Regions from separate parts of the Homo sapiens genome. Here region 2 is linked to region 1. Evidence: chromatin loops called from intact Hi-C (ENCODE). Cell type or tissue: IMR-90. All regions are shown on one strand. Each heading gives the region's core, and the rest is flanking DNA. Links, peaks and the distances in the headings are about the cores only.

Evidence for each region. Peaks named below come from ENCODE experiments on the same cell type or tissue, not always from the same donor. Only the 100,000 strongest peaks of a DNase experiment are listed, where the experiment ranks them.
Region 2: a loop joins it to region 1, with 2.2 times the contacts of the local background. A loop is called at or near these places in 8 of 110 quality-filtered maps.

What each region holds. Positions count from the first base shown.
Region 1 is chr17:69,330,807-69,341,334 of GRCh38, forward strand. LOC105371878 (a long non-coding RNA gene) reads left to right here and starts at 1,038. Exons shown (of 4, transcript XR_934949.2): 1 at 1,038-1,104; 2 at 4,402-4,520. In IMR-90, for the core only: a CTCF peak has its summit at 4,413 (motif pointing right); a DNase peak (open chromatin) is centred at 4,425.
Region 2 is chr17:70,625,099-70,635,626 of GRCh38, forward strand. No RefSeq gene overlaps it. Among named protein-coding and RNA genes, the nearest start is that of KCNJ2, 460 kb to the left of the region's middle. In IMR-90, for the core only: a CTCF peak has its summit at 5,008 (motif pointing left); no DNase peak of the experiment used is centred there; H3K27me3 peaks cover 154 bases.

The sequences.
Region 1 (10,528 bases), core at 741-8,740:
AAAATTAAGAGCAAAATTGTTAAATTGTTACAGCACCTTTTTTACTATCAACTTAGTACATTAATTTGCATGATTAAAATACATTGAAAATTACATGACTATTTTTTAAAATCTGTGATTATTAAATGCTATTATTTGTTTTTAAACATTTAACATTTCTACAAGGGTAAAAAAAGGTTTCAAGAGAAATGATGTGGTTTATATATTCAGAGTTTAGATTCAGTATTCGCTATTTCAAATTGGTACGTTTGTCTAGAATGAGTTAAAACATATAAAGAAATGCAGCCTTGGCTGACAAAGTAGGCAGGGAATCAAGCAGCTTTACCAGTAAATAGAATTCCAAACTAGCATATCAAATGTGGCTGAAATTGTTATTAAATAGCTCAGTAATATGATTAATTGATAATTGTTGGAGGGTTACAGGGGAGGGATTGGAGAAGAGAATGACTTCTAAAGGTAGTTTTAGTTTGATTTTTATTATTACTACTAATATTATTATTACTATTGTTTTTATTACAACAAAAATAATTTTAAGTATTTTACCCTTTTTGTTTCTCCAAACAGAAAAATTAGTCAAAGAGACTGATATTTGAAGAATGTACAGCCAAATTTGTTGTTTAAAACTTAACCAACCAACAAGTATTTATTAAGTGTCCAGTATTCTTGTTTGGTAAAATCTCCCAACTTTCTAGGTGAACCAAACGAAAAAAGGTAAAGAAATCAACAATTGTTCTGAGAGTTTTTTAAAAAATACTATAAAAGCATCAAATAAGGAAGATAATATTTCTTCCACTGTTAAATTATGTGGTGCAAATTATAAAATGCTGTAGAGAAATCTTTGAGAACTAGAGATACCTGTTAACTTCAAGAGGGAAAAATGGGAAGATTGGTTTAATTAGAGTGAAGAATTATAATAGAGGGCAGAGAGAAATAAACCTTCATAAATTTTTATAAACACAGTTTGTAATTTACCTAAGAGAATAATGTAAACATTAAAGAGAAATTTGACTCAAGTTTTCTTTTCTTTTCCTTTTCAGTAAAGAAAATGGACTTTACGTTGGTAAAGGTGAAACAACATACAAAGAGGACTGAAACTTGAGACAGGTGAGGAGGTAGTAAGAAAACACCCATCTGTTTCAAATAAGTTCATGTTTCCAGGGACAAATTACGTCCCACAGCTGTTTACAAGTAACCTAAGATCTATTGCTGGTGAGTTCTGAGAAACTGTAAAAAAGGAAAAAGATGATAGATCACTTGCTTAAAACATGGTGAAAAGGTAGACATTGAAAACTGTAGAACAGAAAAGTAAAACTCCAGAGTCCATAGTTAAATGTATTAGAATTTGGTGGTCACTCGGAACCAGACTGACTAAAATAAGACAAGTCACACCACACTTCTTTATTTGATCTTTGAGAGAAGATGGAATGTTATGGCCATGATATAAATTAATTTCAGCAAAGCATTTAATCCAGTCTTTCATATCTTTGTGGATGTGCCTAAAATAGGGGCCTGATTTAATTATGATTAGGTAAATTCAAAATTAGTTGGATAACTGTACCCTGATTTTTGTTCATATTTTTCATAAATTACATAGGTGAAGAAATCATTGTGGTCAAATCAACAGGTGAAACAAAAACTACATAGCATAGCAAATATGACTGAAGACAGAACCAGAAAACAAAATTATTTTAACAATTTGAACTGTGAGCTAAAACCTAAAAGATAAAATTTAACATAAATATATGAAAATGTCTGCATTCAAGTTGAAAAATACAATAGCACAAGTACAAAGTGGGATGGGTTGTAGCTTAGCCATGCGAAAAACATTCAGAGGTTTTAGTGTCTGCCAAGATCAATGTGAGGATAGCCTGAAGTTATACCTCTAACACTTCCATTTGAAAATACTGCCCTACCTTCCTCCTCCCTTTCATCCCCTTGCCAATATTCCCCTGGAATAGGCAGAATAATGATCCCCACCCCCACTCGTCCTAATCCCTGGAACCTGTGAATATGTTCATTTATGTGGAGAAATGGATTTAAGATTGGAGATGGAATTAAGGTTGCTAATTAGCTGATCTTAAAATCAAGGAGATTTTCCTTGATTATCTCAGTGGATGCAATATAATCACAAAGGTTTTTAAAAGTAAAAGAGAGAGGCAGAAGAGGAGACTAGAATTATGTGATGGGAGAACTCAATCCACCACTGCTGGCAGTGAAGATGGAGGAAGGGATGTGGATGGCCTCTAGAAGTTGGAAAAGGCCGGGAAACGGATTATCCCTTAGAACCTCCAGGAAGGAACAGAGAGCCCTGGGAACACCTTGACTTTATCGCAGAGAGATCTGTGTGTTGAACTTCTGTTTGTTTGTTTGTTTGTTTGTTTTTGAGATAGGTTCTCACTCTGTCGCCTAATCTGGAGTGCAGTGAGGAAATCATAGCTCACTGCAGCCCCAATTTTCTGGGCTCAAGCGATTCTCCTGCCTCAGCATCCTAAGTAGCTGGGATTGTAGGTGCATGCCACCCATCCAACTAATTTTTTAATTTTCTGTAGTGATGGGGGTCTTACTGTGTTGCCCAGGCTGGTCTTGAATGCCTGGGCTCAAGCCATTCTCCTGCATCAGCCTCCCAAAGTGCTGGGATTACAGGCGTGAGCCACTGTGCCCCACCTGTATTGGACTTCTAACCTACAGAACTGTAATAATAAGTTTGTGTTGTTTTAAATCACTAAAGGCTGTGGCAATTTGTCAGGGAAGCAAGAGAAAAGCTAGTACACTTTTTATATTGTATTTTCCTTCTCTGCATTGCAATGCTGTGCTTATTTAGCATCCACATGTCCTTTCTTCTCTCTTGTCTCTCTAAGGAAGCAACATGATGCCATAGAAGGGACAATAACTATTACTTAGATGTTGTGGATTTAGAAACTTAGTAACTGATGTGACTCCATGATCATATATTACTCATGGTTAGTTTCCATAATCACTGTTTCCTAATTTGTAAAACAGAAATCTAAAATAGCTTCCTTCTTTGACTCTGTGCTGCTTCAAAGAACTTATGAGATGAGGTATAGGAAATAATAAAATCCAACTGTTGAGCATGTAATATGTGCTGCATACTCTTCTATATGCTTTATGTGTAGCCTTTTATTTGATCTCTGCAATGATATGTGAGCTGTGAACTATTATTTTTTCTTCACCGAGGTAGAGAAGTACTCTGAAAACTATAAAGTACCAGAAATTATAAATAAATGGATGTCCTGTAGGGAATCAATGTACAATGAAGAAAAAAAGTTTTTTCAACTAATAATTTTCTGGAAACTTTTTGTTTTCTTAAACTTTACTGATACTAGCTTTCGATATTTGTACCTTGAACATTTCCATCACAGTTATTCTCTTTCTTCATTAATCTGTCCATTCATTCTGTAAATATTTGTGAATTACCTATTACATGTCAGGTACTATCCTAAGCCTTTGGGATAGAACAGTGGATGAAACAGACATGGCTCTAGCTGTTTAGGATTATTGATTGCAATGAGGGCTATAAAATGGGAAGTGACAAAGAAGTGTGGTCAGTAGCATCATGGGAATAGTGGTCCATAGAAGGACATTGGTGATTCATCTAATACAGACCTGGGGTGTCAAGGAACATTGTTTAGAGGAAGACATATCTAAAGATTTGAAGGCTAAGTAGGAGTTAGGCAAAGTGGAAGCAGAGAAAATTCCAAAAGAATAGTTACCTTCGCCGGGCACAGTGGCTCATGCCTGTAATCCCAGCACTTTGGGAGGCCAAGGCGGGCGGATCACCTGAGGTCGGGAGGTTGAGACCAGCCTGACCAACATGGAGAAACCCCGTCTCTACCAAAAATACAAAATTAGCTGGGTGTGGTGGCGCATGCCTGTAATCCCACTTACTCAAGAGGCTGAGGCTGGAGAATTGCTTGAAACTGGGAGGTGGAGGTTGCGGTGAGCCGAGATTGAGCCGTTACACACCAGCCTGGGCAACAAGAGCAAAACTCCATCTCAAAAAAAAAAAAAAAGAAATAGTTACCTTCAGTATTTCTGCCTCTTCGTCATTTACATTGACTTTCTTTTTCTCTCTCTCTCTCTTTAAACTCAAGTAGATCCTTCTTTAAGTTTTATTCCCAAAATATAATTTGATATTAACTTCTTGTAAAATTTTCAAACATTTCATATTTAATAAGCTCTTTATAACCCATGTTTGTCTGATCTCACATTCTTTTAATCCAATAATCAAGCAATGTTTGATTAAAGGGTACTTTATTTCCCTATTCAAGTAGAACATGGCCTTCTGTTATTAGCTAATTATAATATAAATAAAATTCAAAATAAACAAGCAAATGTTTCCTGTATAATTTCATTCTTGTGGTTGCTTTCCTTTGCCACTAGATGGTACTTGTATGCCTGAGAGACCAAAATGCTGATTCCGTTTACCTTCCTGGAAACTGTAAAACTAACCAATCAGAGGATCAGGTCATTGAGAAGAAGAAACTTGCCCAACCTAAGATGTAAGTGATCCCGGTTTTTAAATTTATCCTTAAAAATTAACCCAACATTATCTTTTCTCTTTAGATAAATATGACAGTAAAACATTTTAAATTAAATTAGCTTTAATTTTTGCCCATTTTTTACCAACCCCCATACCCCTTTTTTTTTTTTACATTTCTTTACTTTTACTTTCTAATGATACTGCTTTTCTAACATCCTAACCTGGAAAATTGGATTACTTGTTCCTTATTGGAGGCCCTCCACCCTCCAAGCTCCTTGTCTAAGCTAATGCTTTTCTTTCTACTTTGAAAAGCCACTACCTCCCTTCTGACCCCTCCCTCATAGTTTTTATTTTCAGAAATCCTAGTCATTCTTCAAGGCACATTTCAACTAGTACCACTATCATGAAGTTTTTCCTGTTACTATTACTTGAAAATGCCTTCTTCTGATTCCTTTTCCATTCTTCTAACAATTTTAGTAATTTGTTTGATAATACGTGTAATGTATTATTCTAAAGAGCTATATGCATCTCCATAGCAATTAGGCTTCCTGCATTGTGATTATTTATGAAATTTACTTAATCTCTGTACTATACAATGTTTGCCTCTTGAGTGCAGAGACTGTCTTAGTAGTCTATATATCCTGAAATATTTTACATATTATTATTTATTGAATTGGGTTTAATGTTAATATCCATAAGACTATTGCAAAAAACTCTAAGAATAACAAAATAATACGGTGATTCTTAATGGTAGTCTCATGTGTGAGTTGGATGAAATTCATTAGCAAAACCTGTGGAATCAAATCATCTTTTCCCCATTTTCCCTTTTTTCCCATGGCATGAGACTCCTGCCTTCTCCAAATATATAGAAATAATGAATAGAGTATGAGTATTTTAAAATATAAAGCTGAGTTTAAAACAGAGACAGCAAAGGCTTCAGATACCAGAATTGAAGAAGAAATTCAAAGTCACAATAATAAGGTCCAGGAGCTGAGGTTTAACCCCATTTGGGACTAAAAGATGTGGTCCTAAAGCCACTTATGAGGATCTGGAACTAACATTCCTACATAAACTAGAACCCTAAAGAGGTTTTCACTTTTTGAAGCCTTAGAAGTCTAGGATGAGTAGGGGTGAGAGTAATGGTTCCTGTGAATATTGAAAGCCTCTGCCAATGGAAATCTAATTTTACCTTATCATTTGAAAAGAGAATCCTAAGAAAGAGCCAGGCCCTATAGAAGCAAATATAAAATCCTTGATGAGGACATATACACAACTCAGGAAACAAAAGAATCCCACAGAATAAATGGCTTTCAGTAAAGGTGAGCTCTCAATAAAATTTGCACACTACACAAAGAAACAATCTACCAAAAGGCATATGAGAAGACACAACAAATAGAAAAATCTGTGCCCCAACCACTTGAGTTAATAAAGCAATCTGACCACTAGGTGCAGTGACACACACCTGTAATCCCAACACTTTGGAGGTCCAAGGCAGGAGGATTGCTTGAGGCCTAGATTTGAGACCAGCCTGGGCAACATAGTGAGACCCTGTCTCTATCAAAAACAAAACAAAACAAAACAAAAAAAAACCTGGAAGTGACTATCAAAGAAAAATCCATAAAATGATTAAAAACATAAAGGAAAATAAAAATCAAATGAAGGAAAAGTATAAGAAAAAATAAAAATATTTGAAAAAAGGAATTTATTGATCTATTAATAATTTTGATACTTATTGAACATCTGCAGAGTTCTAGCACTGTTCTGGGTTCCAAAGATAAAATAGTGAATAAGATACGTGAATTTCCTACTGTCATAGAGCTTATTTCTATTAAAAATAAAAAGCTCTACATATGGGTTAAATAGATGGACTAGATACAGTGAAAGAGATAATTATTAAATTGGAAAATAAATCTGAAGAAATTATACAGAGGATTAAAAAATGGAGAGTATAAAAGTGAAGTTATATCCTTAAGAGTATAATAACAAGATCTAACACATATTTAATAGAAGATCTAAAAAGAAAGAAAAGAAATAAAATGGAGGGGAGGCCTGATTCAAAGAGAAGATAGCAGAGAATGTGTGAGATACAAAGATAGATATGAACCAGAATGCAGTAAGTCCTTAACAGGATACATGTTTTAAAAGAAATCAATATCAGAACACTTCTAGTTAAAATTAAAGAGCACCAAAACAAGAAAAACAATTCCTAAGAACAAAGCAAGAAAGAAAACATACCTATAGGCTGGGCATAGTACCTCACGCCTATAATCCAACAATTTGGAAGGCCGAGGCAGGAGTATTACTTGAGCCCAAGTGTTCAAGACCAGCCTGGGCAACATGGAGTCTCCAAAATTAATAATTTAAAAAATTAGCTGGGCTTGGTGGCCCATGTCTGTCATCCCAGTTACTTGGGAGGCTGAACAGGAGGATCACTTGAGTCGGGGAAGTCAAGGCTACAGTGAGCCATGATCTTGCCACCACACTCCAGCCTGAGTGACAGAGTAAGACCCTGTCTCAAACAACAACAACAATAACCTACCTATGAGGAAACAAAAATAAAATTGACAATAAAAGTGCCACTAGTAAAAAGAAAGATTAAAATAAAATTTTTAAAGGGCTATGGGAAATTCTATTCTCAACTAAGCTGTCAAAATGAAAATGAGAAAAGTTGTCGGATAAAGACCACTAGAGTTTACCATTCACAGACGTAGGCTGAAACGACTACTGACAGATGTACTTCAAAAAGAAGGAAATTGAATCCAAAAGGAAGAAGCAAGATGTAAGAAGAAATATTGAACAAGGAAACTGAATAAAATTTGGAGAAACTAAGTATTGACATATAAATAATGTATTATAACCAAGAAAATTAAGATGCTATAACATGAAAGAAGAGGAAGTCAGGTTGAAAATACTCTGTTTCTAAATTCCATTTTTTGAGAGGAGGCTACAGTTATTATTAATTTTGGAAATTGTAAATTGGAGTATGCATGTTAAAAATTTCAAGACATCTGTCATGTGTATTTGCTACATTATTTAAGAATATTCAATTCAGGGACTAGAAAATGAAAGAAAGGAAGAATTAATTAAGAGATACATATATATGTTAGATATATAAGGTAAGTAGAGTATGTGTGTACTGAGTGCATAAATAAGAAGATATGGAAGGACTGGGTAAGCACCAAATATTCATGAAACACCCAAGGCACCAAATATTAATGAGGACTCATTTTGGCTCCATGTATCCTCTGCTCAAGACAGATAAAATCCATGGGTGCTCAACAGGTAACAGTGGTGAGTTACAACTATAGCCAGGCGGACCAGTCCCTGAGTCTTTCTTGCAGAGAAAATATAAATTGGCTCTAGGCACCCTCCATCTGCCAAGTCTTCTTTGTTTATCTGCAATTCTGGTCCTTATAACCACAATGTTAGCAGGAAGAATTAATATAGAAAAATAGAAGAGAGGACATATAAACATTTTATAGAATAGGCTTCAGTTAACTCAATCGTATACTAATTGCACCCTTTCCTAAGTACATTATTAACCTACTCTGCCCCTTTCCCCTTGCTTCTTGCTGTATCCTTTAAATTGATTCAATAAACTGTGATCTCAGCATCTTACTTGGGTCCATGAGCCTGTCTGGGCCAGCCCTTTGGTAAAGGACTTGGAGACACCATTGCATCAAGGTAATCTCCCACTAACATACCACTAAAAGGTAGAGATATGTAACTTGTAAATTAGTAAAAGATAAAAGGAGAAGAAAAAAATCACTCAAGTGGAAGGCAAGAAAGGCCTAAAAAATTAAGAAATGGCATCTTAAAATCAAACTTGATTACCTTTTGTTTTATTTCAAAGATAGACAACTCATTTTTAATTCACCTACCTCATCACATAATTTCTTATTGGTTGTAAAATACGTGGTTAAGAAGGATTCTAAAGCGAAGTCCCATTTTAATAAAAAAGAGTGCCTTCATCTGTTGGCAATATCTACCCAAAGGCACTGGAAATGAGCTGAAATCATATGAGGAGTACATACGTGTCTTTATTAATCCAGGTTTTCTAAGCTTAAAAAATCACCACCAATTCCCAAAGCTCTCAAAAAGTCAATTATATTTTATTTTAGTTTTTGTAAATTTGATGCTTTTATGCCTAATCTTTTCATATGTTTGAGAGAAGTTACTTCATATACTACTAATTCAAATACGAATATTTATAGTATCTGTAACAGTGTGAAAATCATAAGATAGTATTTTTAGTTACTACATAGGAAAGAAAGTCCATCAATATGCCTATAACTGGCAAGAAATTTCAGCCATTATTCAACTGAATTCCACACATGGTCATTGAGCTCTTACTGTGACATGCACAAGGAACTCTACTAAAGGATGCAAAATTTAAAAACATAGTCCCTGCCATCAAGAAATTTAATAGTGAAGGAGATATCCATTACATAGTCAACTGTAAAACAGTATAATGTCAGTAGATTCTACATCTAGCTGGGTATTAGGATCATCCAAGAAGCTTTTGTTTGTGTATTTATTATTTTTGACTGTCAGAACCTGTCCAAGATCTGAAAAAAGAATCTCTAAGATATGAAATCTGGAAATGTATAGATTTAAAAGGGCTTCCATATGATTCTGATACTTAGCCAGATTTGTGAACAACCATGATAAATGTTATGCTATTAATACTTAGAAGAATGTGGCTTATGTTACTTTATTGCAGTTGTTTTATGACCCTAGTTCTCAAGGAAAGGGAACGTAATATGAGTACATTTCCTTAGGAGGATAAACTTACAAGGATAAACTTGCAAGATAGAATATTAACATGGGTTCAGCCCTGGAGTGCCAGAGAACACTATGAAATCATTTGATGACAAGAGGGAATAGAGGTACAAACTCACCCAGCATGTTGGGGGAAGGGACAGGATACGAAATATAAACATGACCCATGTCCAAATTGTGCCATGAGGCCGGTCCTGTTTTTTAACTTTCTCTATGTCTGCACTTAAGCCTGAGGACTGACTTGGAAGAGCGCTTGTTAAATTGGAAACTTTAATTAAAAAAAAATCATATTTGTACACTTCTGGTTCCTAGATTGTCAATTATTTTCAAGTAACTCAACTATTATTTTTGGCATATTTTTTGTGTCATTTTCTAAAAAGACAGTCTATCTAGTCAGATAAGTTTTCTAAGTAGGATTCCTTGAGTTTACCTATTTTTGTGTAGACCTTTTATTTTCTTGTGAAGATTTTTATTTTTCAAATAATTTTTTATTTTTATTTTTACTGTTGTTTCATGATGTTAAAATGGCTTGTATTCATTCTTTTACAAACTAAGGAAAAGAAGAAAAGTGTGAATTAAAGTAAAGGAAACATTTTAACTCTAGCTGTTCTGATACACATTATGTAACATATGGCTTAGGATAGACTGATAGACCAAATAGACCAATTGACCCAAAAATGTGCAACAGGCCAAATACCACTGATATTTAATTCTTACATAGTAATTCAAAAGGATGCCCTAGGCATTGTCATCCAGTCGGGGGCAGTGGGTTGAAAAGGCACAAAGGGAGAAAAGACCCCCTTCTTAACAGTCCAGACCCTGAAGTGACAGTTATCACTCAAGCCTGCGTTTGTTTTATGAGAAACAGCTATGTGGCTCTACCTAGATGCGAGACAAGTGCCAGTCTTGGCTGTGTGGCCACTTCCCAGCTATAGTTCCATATTATGGGAGGAGGATTACAAATCTCCAGTGACAGCTAGCCATATGTATTCTCTTTCTTGAAAATGTAAGAGAATCTACTTTTGAAAGTGTCTAAGCCTGGCACCTCATAGGGGTTATTTATTGACAACACTATTTTTACTCCATTGTTATTGGTCTTCTTAAAAATTTGTGGAAATTCAGCCGGGCACGGCGGCCCATGCCTGTAATTCCGGCACTTTGGGAGGCCAAGGTGGGAGGATCATAAGGTCAGGAGATGGAGACCATCCTGGCCAACACGGTGAAAACCCGTCTCTACTAAAAATA
Region 2 (10,528 bases), core at 1,301-9,300, 1.3 Mb after region 1:
GGGTTCACTGGAGGAGATTCAACTTGGGCCCTCCAACTCAAATTCTAGGTGTGTGCCCTGCCTCCTCTTCAGACATTTGCCTTCTGAAAGCCTGGCCCTTGGGAGGCTCACTTTATAGCACATATCACCTCTCATATATTGGAGTCCCATTTTCCTCATCCTGATAGTCCTTTTGAGCAGGACTTCAATAGCTCCAGTCCAGTTCACTCTGCAACAAAAGTCTGCATTGGGTCCTAGAAAAACAGTGACATATTCCTTGGCCTATCATGGAAGGGAAGTACAGTTACTCCTGAAATAAACAAGAAACTCACCCCTGTTCCACCAGCCAAAGCAGCTTCTATAACTTTCTATTTTTCCCTTAAGTTTTCCTTGGCTGAAAGTCAGACCGCAATGCACCATATTGTCAAATGAGAGGACAAAGCATTCACAATTAAGTCTCACTTTAAAGCCTCTCTTCTTTTCAGTAAAAATCGCTTTGTTTGGTGATTGACTTTATGATGATAAACATACCTGAAAAAGTCTGATGGAGAGTAAGAAATACAGCTTTTCTAAACAGAAATAAGGCTTTCAGGGAATGTTCTACAGGACTATGAGTTCCTTAAAACACTGCAATTCATTTCTCCCTATAGGCTGGCTAAATTTACTGTCCTCTCAGTGTGAGAACTAGTCTTCTCAGACTCCTTGAAAAATGTTCCAATCTTTACTGTTTTTTAGAAAGTACTTGGATACGACTAGAAAATACCCATCCTTTTTAAGAATTTTTAAAATTCTTAAATTGAAAACACCTCCATTAATTTTAGTAATGCAGAACACAAGATAGAACTGAGGGTTGTGTTTCTATTCTTACTGTAGTGTCTAGCAAAGTTATATAAAATTATGCATAATATATAGTGATTATCTGAAAAAAATAATTTGAAATAAGCCCAACATTTCTCTGCCTTTTCTTGATTAAGAAAATTTGGAGGTCAACTAAAAAGCACACACTTATTAAGACTTTAACTGAAATATTGCTCTGTGGATCAGGAAAAAAGAAATTCCAAGAAACTCAAAAATTCAGAGCATGAAAATATACTGATCTTAGTGAAGACTGTATTAGAATCAGAAACAGATGACAAGGGAAGGGAGGAGAAAGTGGGAACCAACAATTCAGCATGAGAATAGAACTGTGTCTATAGTCATTCTGTGAATTATTAAGTTTTCACCTTTGGAAAGATGTCTTCGCAAGGCTAGTAGTTTTAAGTACAAATGGGGATAATGCCAAATGATGGTTTTGCATAAAAAGACTGGTATAGCTTAGAACATGCAGTTCTGAATAATATTGGAGTAGGAAAGCAAGTCAACAAGCTATTGTGTGTGTATGTAATGGACTTAATTAGAAAACATGGATTTGGAAGAAGTTTACTTCTTCCAGATCATTCTTGGGGCTATTAATACGAAAACTGAAAGTCATTAGTGACCAGCGTTGCCTCAAATCTTACCAGGTCAACCCCAGCTGTTCTGTTATTTCATGAGAAAAACATCAACTGTTTAATCATTTTATTTGTATTAATAATTTTATTACTTTAATCATGATGAAGAATTCTCTAAATGATCCTTTTGCCAAAGATCATGTTCACCTTCAAGCCTAAACTGCCTACGAATTAGATGTGCTGTTTTCCCAGAAACAATGTTTTCATTACTATTAATAAGTAGTTACTTTTATTAATCCCAGACAAATGACAGTTTAAAAGACATCATCAGAGGATATTTAAGATTTTGTTTTGCCTTGTTTTATTTATTCACTCCAATGCTAATGATCTGGAGGAAAACATTGTTTCATTGTTTTATTCCTTCAACGGTATTATATTATTTAAGCAACAACCGCAGCAAAATCCTCAGGTTTTGGAAGAGGCCCATTAGCTAGCGGCACTAAAGTGGGAAGAAGTAATTAAAATTAATAACTCAATGCAGAGGATTCCTGCTTCTGAAAACGATTAGCATCTCTTTCCTGTTCGTACTTTTTCTTCTTTGTGTGTGTGGATAGAAACACGATCATGCTTGTTGCCCAGACTGGGGTACAATGACACGATCATAGCTTACTACAGCCTCAACCTCCCAGGCTCAAGCGATCCTCTCACCTCAACCTCTAAAGTAGCTGATACCACAGATAAATGCCACCATGCCCGGCTATTTATTTTTATATTTTATAGAGATGGGGTTTTACCACGTTGCCCAGGGTGGTCTCAAACTCCTGGGCTCAAGCAATCCTGCCTTGGCCTCCCAAAGTGTTGGGATTACAGGCATGAGCCACCCCGCTCAGCCTGTCCTTTTCTTTACAGTGAATTTAAGTTTTAAAAGTTGTGCTAAATTTATTTGAACATTACATCCTGCAGGACATGTTAGGATGCACCGTATAAGCCATGAACGTTCTAATACTGCAGGGATTCAGTGAACTTTCCATTTCCATACAAACAACCTCCTATCTTCTGTGCCTTCCTTGAGGTTCCCCTAAGGTGCCCTCTTCTAACAGGAGGGGTAAAGCCACAGTCAGCCTGCTAACAGCTACACAGCAATCAGGAAAGTGAGAAAATTAAACTACCAGTGACACATGTTCCGTCTCACCCGTTTTTGGAGAATTGATGGAGTGTGGTAGTTCACCTTGTACCTCTTCACCTTTACAGCACAACTTGAATGGGTCTGGCCCATTGCTGGACAGTTGGAGGCTCAACTTCATACATTATGCTATTACTCTCTGTGGAACAGGAAATTTCTTGTTGCTTTTAAAACTATCTGTTTGCTTCCCTCCATATAGATGGGAGAATATGGCTTAATCTGCCACTGGGAAAGCATTACATCATGGTAGGGCTCAGGGAATTTGAGAGCCAATTAAAGGGTGTTTTTTTCTCTTTAAGATTAAAATTTTAATATTGAACATTACTATTTTTCTAAGAAAAACAACTATAACTTCTAGAATATTCAACACTTTTAATTATAATTAATGTCCTATTTATCTCATGCATTGTTAAATCTGCAATTTACATATTTAATAAAAGCAACATTATTAGGTATCCATTAAAATCTATAAAATGCAAGTTTCCATTATTGAGTAAATTAATTTCTCAGTGAGTGGCTGTTTCTCTTCTCCCAACCACTGATGAAGCAACATTATTCATCAGTTTAATTTTACTAGTTGATAATACATTGCTGCAAACATTAATTTTCTAATGCATCCCTGTACTTACTTTGTGTGTATGTTTGAGCTGGTTAAGAGGCCCTGACGATTGTTTTAACCATTGACAGACTGCAAGATGAGCTAAACTTCAGCTTTCAACGAAGATAGACTGAGTCTGCTTGTATTGAGATATCTGACTTTCCTTAATTACAAGACTTTTCCAACTGCTTCCTAAAACGTTGGCATAGCATTAGTGAAATCTCTTTTTTTTTTTTTTTTTTTTTTTGAGACGGAGTCTCGTTCTGTCGCCCAGGCGGGAGTGCAGTGGCGCGATCTCCGCTCACTGCAAGCTCCGCCTTCCGGGTTCACGCCATTCTCCTGCCTCAGCCTCCCGAGTAGCTGGGACTACAGGCGCCCGCCACTGCGCCCGGCTAATTTTTTGTATTTTTAGTAGAGACGGGGTTTCACCGTGGTCTCGATCTCCTGACCTCGTGATCCACCCGCCTCGGCCTCCCAAAGTGCTGGGATTACAGGCGTGAGCCACCGCGCCCGGCCGTGAAATCTCTTTTTAATTGTTTCAAGTAAAGACATTTGTCATTGTCTCTGTACCATATTGTGCTTCTTCTACAGACTCTTAAAATTCATGTATGTCAATCTTATTGCTCAGAATCACAAAAGTAAAGATTCAAGCTCCTTGATATCTGTCTAATATATAAATTCTTTCTTTCACTTATCCATGTTCTGGAGACTTTGAGAGTCATCTAGTCCAAAAATAAGAAGGCAAAATTCAGAATCTCTGGAAAATGGTGCCCCCAGGTTTCTAAATGACTACTGACTGTGTCCAAAATCTGCTACAGTTAAAACAAGCCATTCATCTCTGAATCTTTATTTTAAAATCCCATACCTATTGTATAAAATGCTTGGTTATCAAATTTGTTAGTTATATGTTTATTTGCAAGAGAGTTCTTCCCAACTTCACCGTGTCCAAGTAGAATTGCTTTTAAAAGTGTTATCTTTCTCAGCTCTGCTGATCACAAGCTATTTGACGTCAGATCTCTTGACTTCAGTTTAGGCATCATCATTACCCCCTGACCTCCTGCAGCTCTGAGGAAGACACAGGACATTCTCTAGCTTGGTCCATCTTGATGAGACTACTGAATGTAAAAGGGTTGGGATTGGGACAGAGAGGGCAAGTCCATTTCAAAGTTTTGATTGAGGAAAAATCTTTTGGTTGGATCGTAATTTTACCTTTCAAAAACAGACAATAGTAAAAAGATAGGACTATGGAAGAGAACATACACACACATGCACACAGACACACACACACACACACACACACACACACACACACACACACACACACACAGAGCTATGGAGGCAGAATTGCCTAGCAGGAATAATGGTAGTTTTGAAATTAAATTATATAAAGACCTGGGTTTAAATGCTAAGCTCAAAATTATATCAAGTGATTTTAGGTAAGATAGCTAACATTTCTTAGCTTCAGTTTCCCCTTGGAAAACCATAGATATTAACTATCTATGGAACTGATTCCTGGTTCATAGCAGCCATGCATCAAATGGTACCTACTAGAGTTCTAGGAAAGAAAACAAAGAGTTGAGAAAGTGATTATACCTTGAATTTTAGTCAAAGCAGAGTGAAAAGGTTAGCTAGAGTTTTCCTCTGTGTAATATACTGAGAACAGGATTCATGTGTTAGTAATTTATTCTACACTAATAGGTACTGATTATTCAGGGAAAAAAACATGAAATATAATACATATGTGTGTATATACTGCATATATATATATATATAAAAAATACTTATTATGTAATATGCGTGCACATGGCGAGCACGATACTCCCCTGCCATCTTGTGGTAGCACAGCTATATTATATTTTCAAGTGTAATGAATTTTATTCTAATGCCATGGGTTCATGGCAAATAAATAAAACAAATTAATTTAAAAACACACACACACACGGAGAGAAAGAGAGAGAAGAGTTTTTTTTATCAGCATACACATTTTTCAACAACTTTGATGATTTTGTTTTGCAAATAAATGGATGCAATTTTATTTTTGCAGGAAGAAACTCATTAATTGATTATTTCCACCTTTTATTGAGTGCTTTCCATGTATGGGCCTGTGTCAGGTCCTGGAGGCACATGGCTTAATAAGAATATATTGTTTGTCCTCAAGGTAGAACTGATGATGAATGCTATTACAATGTTGGAGCCATGACTGAGAGATGCTCTAGAAATCCTTTGGCTGAACCACCTAGCTCAGAGTGGTGCATTGAGAGATACTTACAAAAAAAGAAAACACTATGGTTGCGTATTAAAAGGGTGGTAGAAATTAGTCAAATAGAGTAAAACTTTGGGGAGTAGAGTGGTAGAAGAAGTGGAATCAAGGCAGAGGGAATATGATGATTGAGATAAGGAGTAAAAATTTCATTTCAATTCCTAATGTACTCACCACTGATTTGCCAGGTATCCTGCTAGGTGCTGGGATGCCAGAGTAGACAAGGCAGATATTGTCCCTGGCTCTCTTCAGGATCTTTTTTTCCTCTTCCCCTTCTCAAAATCTATGAACTAAAAGGGAAGGGTTTCTATTCTTGGGCACACCTGTTTTATTCTTTGTTTCTTGACTATCATCAGGTTTTTTACAGCAAGTATGCTCTGTTAATGAATATTTTTGACTATGTTGTAACATGAAAGTTGCATTTCACAAGGGAAGTGATACAAATGTGAGGAACTTAATGAAAAGAAGTAGTAGATCATGCTAAAACAAAGGGATTTGCCCTGATATTGAAGGTTGGAAAAGTCAAACGTGACCGCCATGACAAAGTGGCATTTAATATAAAGAATGAAGTAAGAATGAGACTTAACCAGGTAGGGGGAAAGATTAATGGCTGAGAGAAAGAACTTTTGCTGCACTGGGAACAGTGTGAAGCCCAGCACCAGGCACCATCTTTTCCTCTGAAAAACAGAAGGGAGTTTTATGTAGATAGACAGTAAAGTAGAGTAGTTATTAAATGAGGCCAGGGCCACTATCCAAGATATTAACAATCTAATCCTGGAAACTGTGAATACACTACATGACAAAAGATAATTGAGGATGCAGATGGAATAAGATTGCTAATCCTCTGACTACAATGGGGAAATGACCCTGGACTGTCGAGGTGGGTTCAGTGAAACCACTTGAGGTCTTAGAAGTAGGAAAGGGAGGGAGAAGAACGAGTCAGAGGAATGAATTAGAAGAGGGAGGAGAGATTCCACAAATGACAGAGAACTGGCCCATGACTGTTGACTTTAAAGACAAATGCTGCGGTCAAGGGCCAAAGAATCCAGGTGGTCTCTGAAAGCTAGAAAAGACAAGAAAGTGAATTATCCTATGGAGCTTATAGAAAAGAATGCTGCCCTGTAGACACCTTGATGTTTACCACAGTGAGACTCCTGTTGGGCTTCTGGCTTCAAGAACTATAAGATAATACATTTTTGCTGTTTTAGACCAGTAAATTTGTGGTCATTTGTTATGACAGCAACAGAAAATTACTACATTAGATGTATTGTCAGTGGTAGATTAGGGAAGCCCTCTAAGCTACGTTAAGGATTTTATTCCTTATGATCAAGCGGTCACTATTCCATAGCTCAGGAAGGAAAATGGCATGTTTGCGTATGCAAAGATCACACCAACTGGTTTCACTGAGACTCAATGGGTGGGAGCAATAGTGGACCCAGGGGAACCTGGGAAAGGGGCTGTTGCAGTTGTTTGCTAATATGTGGTAGTGATGGCAGACTGGGGAAAAAAACAGACTTATTCATTTCAGAGATACTTAGGTGGGAAAACTGATGATGTTTCCTACTTGATGGATGGAAATGGTAAGACAAAGTTGGGACTTAATACCAAAAATGTGAGTTTTATTGTGCAAATTAAAAAATGAATTTTAAGAAAAGAAAATCAGAGATTGGCTCGTTAGATATATTGTTCCATTACATAATGATGTCAGTGAGCCTTGGAATAGCAGTCAAAAATATTCAGTAACAGAACATACATTGCTTCCAAGACCTGATGATAGTCAAGAGACAAAGAATAGAACAGGTGTGTCAAAGAAAAGAAACCCTTCCCTTATTTTTCAGATTTTAAAAGGGGGGGAAGAGAAAGCACAAGATCCTGAAGACAGCCAAAAAATAAAGAAAAGAGAGGCTATGTCATAAAAGAGGGAGGAGGGGTGACTTCATTGAATAAATCGTTTTTAAATCTCTATTTCTCAGAAATGGGGCTAAATAGTGGGGATTAAATGTTACCAAGAGCAAGACACCTTGCCCTTAGATTCTATTTGGAAGGAAGACAAGCAAGTAACTGGGTAATTTTCAAATGGTCCAGTAGACATATGTTGTCTTGCGCGATGCTCCTACTGATGTTGAATACCTTTCCATATGCTATTGGCTAGTCAGAATCCCTCTGACATATCCTGCTCCCATTTTCTATTATTGTTTATTACCATTATACTAATTTATAAGAGCTTGTTGTATATTCATATACTATTCATTTGTCTATTAAATGTTTTGCAAATATTTTCTTCAATTTTAATTTTTCCATGCTAACATTGTTTACAGTATTTTTTCTTTTTTTTCTTCATGTATCCAAATCTGACTTAAACTTTAAAAACTTTATAATCAGGATAGTTTTACTTTATGTCTTTGATATTTTGGTTTTTTCTTAGGAAGTCCTTACTTGTCTTTATTTATATATATATTTTAGACAGAGTTTTGCTCTTATCGCTCAGGCTGGAGTACGATGGCACAATCTTGGCTCACCACAACCTCCGCCTCCCAGGTTCAAGTGATTCTCCTGCCTCGGCCTCCTGAGTACCTGGGATTACAGGCATGCACCGCCACACTCCGCTAATTTTGTATTTTTAGTAGAGGCAGGGTTTTTTCATGTTGGTCAGGCTGGTCTTGAACTCCCCACCTCAGGTGATCCGCCCTCCTCAGCTTCCCAAAGTGCTGGGATTACATGCGTGAGTCACCGTGCCTGGCCAATATATTCTTATAAATATATTCATCTATAGTTTTTTATTGATATCTGGTACTTGTACATATTTATGGGATACATGTGATATTTTGATAGATGAATACAATGTGTAATGATCAAATTGGGGTCATAATTTTAGCATCTCTATTGATGTTTAATTAACATAAAGTGCACATATTTATTATGTACAATTTGATAAGTTTTAAAATAGATATCTACCTGTAAAACCATCATCACAATCAAGAAGATAAACATATCTATCACCACAAAAGTTTTCTCAGGCTTCTTTGTAATCTCTTCCACCACCCTCCACACTTGTCTACAGAGAAGTGTCAATCTTTTTCTGTCACTAAAAGTTAGTTTGCATTTCTGGAAACTTATATAAATAGAAGCATGCAATATGCACCCTTTTATGTCTTTTACTAAGCACAACTAAACTACTGAGATTTATCTGTCTTGTTGCGTGTATCAATACCTCATTCCTTTTCATTGTTTAGTAGTATTTCATCATATAGCTATAGCACAAACTTTTTTTACCCAGACTTGTTTTGAACAGTTGTGTTGTTTCCACTTTTTGCCATTGCAAATAAAGCTGCTGTAAGCATTTGTGTATGGGCCTGGGTATAAACATGCTTTTAGTTTTCTCTGTTAACTATCTAGAAGTGGAGTGGCTGGACCATATGAAAGGAATATGTTTAACTGTTTAATAAACTGCCAAATTGTTTTCCAAAGCAATTGTAGCATTTTACATTCTGACCAGCATTTTATGAGGGTCCCGGTTTCTCCATGTCCTTTCCATTATTTATTATGATCAGTCTTTTCCATTGTAGCAAGTGTAATGCATGTGTAGTGGTATCCCATTGCAGTTTTAGTTTGCACTTCTCTAATGACTAACAGCGTTAAGTGTCTTTTCCCCCCTAGGTTTATCTGCCATTGTGTATCTCTTTTTTGGTTAAGTATGTATTCAGATCTTTTCCCCATTCTTAATTACGTTATTTGTAGAATCTGTTTCAAGACTGATGGCCATTGTAGTCAGTGATCATGTTTCTGAAAATCAATCAGGGAAGTCACCTATTTTTCAAAGTCAGATGGTGAGCAAAAGCCTTACTCCATGAACACATTTCTGAAAGCTGGCCAATCAACAATAAACTTACCTGAGCAGGGTGTAGTGCCTCACACCTGTAGTCTCAGCTACTTGGGAGGCTGAGGCAGGAGGATCTCTTGAGCCCAGGAACTTGAGGCTGCAGTGAGCTACGATCACATCACTGCACTCCATCTGGGCAACATAGCAAGACCCTGTTTCTGAAAAAACAACAAATAGCTTACCTGAATAAGCACATTTCCACTGCTGAGATCCACCAACTCCTGACTTTGAAAGTCGGCCGGTCCCTGGCTCTACCTCTTCCAAATCCTCATACAAAATAAGCTTCCTGCTTTGCAATCAGGGAAATGGTGCCTAAAAAACATAGTTCTCTCTTATTTAAGTAATAAATTCAGATTTTTTTCTAGGTGTTGAGTGGTATCCTCTCCCCTCAAAACCATGTAGTTTATCAAAAACTTCTTTTTATGTAGGTTTTGTGGTTTAGAAAAAGTCTGTTACTTCTTTTCTGAAAGAAATGAATTTTTTTATCCATGTGTATTGATGAGTTCATCCTTTCTTCCCTTATTTAAATATCTCCTTTATCATAAACTAAATTACTAGATAATCTTAATTTTATCCAAAACACTTAGTCATAATTTTCTTTGCATTTCCATCTTTTTTTCCTACAAACGCCAAGTGCTAGTTACCAAATGGTTCTACTTTTCTGACAGCAGAATCTCTTTACACATCTTGTATAACTCAAAAATCGAGTTATGTGATATAGTTAGAGGTAGTCAGTTTATTTAGTCTTACATCTGAATATTTCAAGTTTATCTATTTGATCATAAAACAGGTTTTTTTAAATACTCTTGGGCTTTCTCATGAAAAGTAGTGACAGAACAAATGCATTGAAAAGAAGAAAGATAATGGTATAGACAGGTGTTTTCTTTCATGTTCAATCAAAAGGTTTTTATTTTCAACTCAGAATCTGTGAAGCTTCATGAGATCAGGGCTGTTGTATTTTTCTTTCTACATGCCTGGCAACTGGAGCAATGCCTTCCACGTGGTGTATATTAACTATTTATGGGATGAATGATGAAATTAATGAATGAGTGAAATAAATAATTTTGTCTTTCTGTGTATATTTATGCTAAGCATATAACAGGGTAAAATTAAGAGGCGTTATTCTTATTTACAAGTAATTACAAAAGGGTGGGTTGGACAACTTAGTTTTTGTGAGTTAAATATAAAAGTAACAATG